2 separate regions of the Mus musculus genome follow, and region 2 is linked to region 1. The links are chromatin loops, found by intact Hi-C in ENCODE. Cell type or tissue: left cerebral cortex. All regions are shown on one strand.

Region 1 (2,500 bases):
GTAACTAGGTGGTACACTGGCACAGGCAGGATGGCATTCTGAACGATAATTAGCATTCCTAAGGGATGATTTGAATCACATTGCCAGGACTGGAATTTTCTATTGGAATCTGTCTTGGATCTCATAATGGAAGCCAATGGGATGATAATTTGCTATGCAAATCACAAAGCTGCTTCCCACTGGCCCTCTCAGAAGCCGGGCACTGCATGGTCGGAGGAGGGAGGGGCAGTGGGAGCCAGCAGCTCAGCAGCTCATCGACCTTGATTGAATTTGAAACCAGCGGATTTTTAAAATCCTTTGAGACTAGAGCTAACTTGAAGCCATGAGTGGCAGTCGGAAAGTCACAAAGACTTCTAGAGGAGAGAGAGAAAATGCCCCTCTACCCAGGTCCTTCTATCAAATCCACTTTGAAACTGGCTACTGTTATCAAGTCTGGTGGAACAAGTGGATGAGCAGATTAAGCCTCTTCTGGCTTTCTACTTGCTTGCGTTCTGAGACATGACGTTGTTAAGGATGAACGTCTGCAATGGTGGTTGCCTGAGACATGCCTCAGACAGCAGAAAAACTGCAGTAGGATCTATGTGCTGTTGCAAGCACTGGAAGGGCATTAAAGTATTAATACCTTCACCTGGCATATTTTGAGTCATGTTGTATAGCAGAGAGCAAAGCAAATCGCATAGCAGCTAGAAGCTGATGATTAGGCAGAGCTGCATTAAATCAGGACATCATGAAAACTGCCCCGTATAATATTAGTTTGCTTTCCTTTTGCTGTGATAAGCACCACACTCAAAGACGTCTTGTGAAAGGCAGGTTTATTTGGCTTACAGGTCCCCCTGTTCACCGTCTTCTGTTGAGGGAAATCAGGGCAGGAACTCAGACAGAAACAGAGGTGGGAACCATAAAGGACCACTGCTTACTGGATTGTTGCCCATGGCTTGATCTGCCTGCTTTCTTATTCAATCCAGGACCACGTGCCCATGTGTGGTGACATCTACAGTGGGCTCTTTCATATTAATCGTTAATTAAGAAGAAGCCCTACAGATACACCACCAGATGGAGACATTTCCTCAATTAATGTTCTCTCCAACGAATCCAGTTGTGTCATGTTGATAAAGAGCTCACCAGCACACTCTTTCTTTCTCTCTCTCTCTCTCTCTCTCTTTCTCTCTCTCTCTCTCTCTCTCTCTCTCTCTCTCTCTCTCTTTCTTTCTTTCTTTCTTTCTTTCTTTCTTTCTTTCTTCCTCCCTCTCTCTCTCTCTCTCTCTCTCCCTCTCTCTCTCTCTCTCTCTCTCTCTCTCTCTCTCTCTCCCTCTCTCTCTCTCTCTCTCTCTCTCTCTCTCTCTCTTTCTTTCTTTCTTTCTTTCTTTCTTTCCTTCCTTTCGGCTGAAAAGAAGACTTTAGAGGTTCTCATTCACTAGCTGCAAGATAGCCAAATTCATTGTGTGATTCCCAGCAGAGACGAGGGAAGCAGGCATATATCTGAATGATGAAGACCCTGCCCAGAGCATGGACCTCTGCCCACTGCCTCTCTGGACATTCTCTCTGTCCTCCATAAAACCACACTAAACCAATGAGGCAGATTTGAGTCAGAGAATCTCCTCAGCTTTCCTCAAAGCTGGCTTTGAATCTGTTTCTTTCTAACAATCTCTCTGTCTTTCCTTGTCTCTCTACCTCTATCTTTTTCCCTGTTTCTCTGTCTCTCTCTTTTAAAATAGTAAGCAATATGAACTTTAGAGTCCAGTAACAAGAGAAAAAAAAACCAAACAAACAAAAAAGCCAGGATGTTTGTGAAACCAGTTGGGACCAATGTCAAGATGTATGCTAAGTGTCCTTTGCTTGTTTTAACATTTCTGTACAATTAGGTTTTCATAATTGACATTTCCCACTATGTATCTATGGCACATTTGAACACTCCTCACAGGAACAGAAAAGGAGTAGACTCTATGTTGGGAGCACACAGACTAATCCTGGAAATTCTTCCCCTTATCCACCATAGTTGATGAATTATTTCTGTCTTATTGAGCTTTTCCATAAGACAAGACTCTGTCGACATCTTGCTCCTGAATTAAAACTATTTTCTAATTCCTTTGTCTCAGAGCTGAATCTTGTCTCTGGGGTGAGAACATTTATGCCTCTCTATTGCTCCTGAGACCCCTGCCCCCAACACTCACTGCCAGCAACATTTTAACCTTACTAAAAAATTTAAAACCTGCTGTCAACTCCAGGCAGACAAGCTTCTGTTTGCAATGGTTGGCAGTCACTGCAGAGACCCATAGCTGGTCAAAGTGCAGAAAACAAATGGCTGTTGAGTGCCTGGCCATAAAGGGGACATCTTTATTACCTCCTCCTCAAGGCTCAGGGAGCATCAGAAAGAACATAAGAGCTGGAGGGAATGGGGAGAAAGACAGAATACTGATTTCTGGACATTATGTGGCTGTTGTCTTCAATCTCAGAGCAGCTCTGGTCTCCTGCACAAAGGCTATACAAAATCAAGTCTGTC
Region 2 (2,500 bases), 61 kb after region 1:
GACATGGTACAGGCATAGCTGAGAGTTCTACATCTTCATCCAAAGGCTGCTAGTGGAAGACTGACTCCTAGGCAACTAGGGTGAGGATCTTAAGCCCATACCCACAGTGGCACACCTACTCCAATCAGGTCACACCTCCAGATGGTGCCACTCCCTGGCTCAAGAATATACAAACCATCACAACCACTGTTTCCTCCAGAACACTGACCTGTTACTGTTATATACAAAGTGTCCTGAAAGTTTTTACTGTATGTATTCCCACCATCCCGTTTTCTAGTGCTAAAAAAAAAAATATTTATCTGAATGTATAGTGAAGCAAAAGATGTACTTCCAAAGGGATGGTAAATTCCAATTGTGTAATAAAGAAGTGATTGTGGCCAAAATAGTTTGTATAGGAAGGCCAAAGGAGAAGCCAGACTGAGTGGAAGGAAGGATAGAACAGTAGGGAGCTCTTTTAAGATACTTGGTGAAAGAAGTGGGAGTGGGTGGGTGGGGGACTTTTGGGATAGCATTAGAAATGTAAATGAAATAAATACCTAATAAAAAATAATAATAAAAAGGAAAAAAAAGATACTTGGTGAAAGAAGAGGAAGCAGATACAGTCAACAGCCTGTTCCAGTAAGTAGTGGTGTTGCTTCCAGCTGTCAAGATGGTCTACATTAAAAATGTAGACGAATTGACACTTTGACATTATTTTTACCTAAATTCGTTAAATTTTGTTCAAGATTTAGTACAAACTTTTGTTGTTGTTGTTGTTTAAACTAAATATCTAGTTTATATTTTGTAATTCTAACCCAGGCCCTGCGACATTCCCACATCCAGGTCCTCCATTAGACTACAGATCTTCTAGCTCTTTGCCTTTATCTGGAGGTTGGTTTCTTTAATAGCTTAGTTATTTCCTTCTCTCCATCCATTCCTTATGCTCCTTTTCCCGCCAACCCCGCCGAGGCCTGTGCAGTTGTCCATCATTACATTAGTCACAGCAGATCAGAGGAATTCCTTATACGTTTTGTACCCCTTATACGTTTTGTGGGAATTAAAACTGGCCAAGGGCAGAGGTGGGAATTTTCCCCAACGTGTCCCCATTGCTCATCTGACTTTGACACATTGCCACTGTGTATCAAGCGTCTTTAAATGAATGCCTAGAAAGCCTGAGATGATCCTTCTAAAGGATGGGGCTGAAGAACAGAAGCCAGTTAACAAGGCTGACCACCCATGGGAAGAGATCTGTGGGCTTACTAGAGAAGCACTCACCCGCGATCACAAATTTGGCCATGATTTCTAGCAAGACCTAGAAACTGGGACCGTGGCGTCACGGTTTCCTGGCAACCGCGGCGGGTACTAAAACTGGCGCAGGCGCGTTCAAAAGAGGCTGCACCGCCAGGGGCTAAAAGTTCAAAGTCACTATTTGAATGTTTTGAGTTTCCATAAACAACAATAGATGAACTTTATAAGCTCCGTGTTTTCCTAAGGCTCTCGCTTCTATCTTTTCATCAGAGAATAGAAACTATTCTTTCTGGAAGGTTTTCCTCCCTATTTGCACATGGCCTCCGCGGTCGCTGAGAACCGATGCTTTTTGACTTATAAAAGAATCCGTAATACGTCACCAGACGCGCCGCTTGAGGAGGAACTGTCATGGCTGCGCCTATGTGTAGTCACGGGGTTCTGTTCGAAGGTGAGTGGATGGCAAGCAGAAGCGGAATCGCGGGCCGGATCGTACTTGTCTTTTTACCTAGGGGAGAAAAGTTTGGGAAGTGGCCTGGGTCTTAAGTTTAGGGCAGTGCTGGGCGGCCCATTTGCGGAAAGACACCGACTCCGGTTCCGGGATCTTGATGAACCTGGCTGATTGTAGATTCTCAGGCGGGAAGGACATCGCTTTTTTTCTTTAATTCCGTCCCTAACCAAGACCGACCTGTCCGAGTACGTTTTCTTAACAGTTCGCTTTTGGCCAATGCAAGATGATCTGAAGTGTCCATCAATGATACAGTTTTCAGTGAAGGCCTCCAAAGTAGTGTTAACAAAGTTCTCCTTAGCCGATATTGAACACCTACACAAGACATTCTTATCTATCTTTCTGTCTGTCTTATCTATCTTTCTAGCTGTCTATTTCTATCTCTCAGTTTACCTACCTATCTATGCTACTTTATCCACATTTATTGATTGACTGATTGAAACTACTTTATCCACAACTGCTAAAGTGATTGACCTGGGTACTTTTACAAAGATGAAATAAACGTGGAGGAAGCATACCGAGGACATGTTCCATTTTAATATAAAACTCTAGCGGCTCGTCGGTGCCCATGCAAGCCCCTGTTAGATGCATTTCCCTTATTTAAGCAACAGTTTTTAACCATTATTTCTTTTATTTACCTATCCTCTACAGGACAGTCCACAGCATGTGCTCTTTTTTAGAAAGACGGCAACTTGCGTTGCATCTTGGGTATTTGAAAGTGTGCCAATAGATAGCAGAATGAATAGCAAAGCACGTTCCTTGTTATGG

What was found. A loop is a pair of places that touch in the nucleus more often than their neighbours do. Peaks named below come from ENCODE experiments on the same cell type or tissue, not always from the same donor. Only the 100,000 strongest peaks of a DNase experiment are listed, where the experiment ranks them.
Region 2: a loop joins it to region 1, with 5 times the contacts of the local background. A loop is called at or near these places in 3 of 42 quality-filtered maps.

Annotation. Positions count from the first base shown.
Region 1 is chr1:63,667,955-63,670,454 of GRCm38, forward strand. The region is part of intron 6 of Dytn (dystrotelin); the gene reads right to left. Among named protein-coding and RNA genes, the nearest start is that of Dytn, 18 kb to the right of the region's middle. In left cerebral cortex, a CTCF peak has its summit at 1,048 (motif pointing right); DNase peaks (open chromatin) are centred at 388 and 1,036; H3K4me3 peaks cover 866 bases; H3K27ac peaks cover 285 bases.
Region 2 is chr1:63,729,017-63,731,516 of GRCm38, forward strand. Mdh1b (malate dehydrogenase 1B, NAD (soluble)) reads right to left here and starts at 1,302. Exons shown (of 11, transcript NM_029696.4): 1 at 1,255-1,302. The coding sequence starts at 1,276. Fastkd2 (FAST kinase domains 2) reads left to right here and starts at 1,609. Exons shown (of 12, transcript NM_172422.3): 1 at 1,609-1,675; 2 at 2,384-2,500. The coding sequence starts at 2,471. In left cerebral cortex, a CTCF peak has its summit at 1,400; DNase peaks (open chromatin) are centred at 1,356 and 1,583; H3K4me3 peaks cover 1,600 bases; H3K27ac peaks cover 811 bases.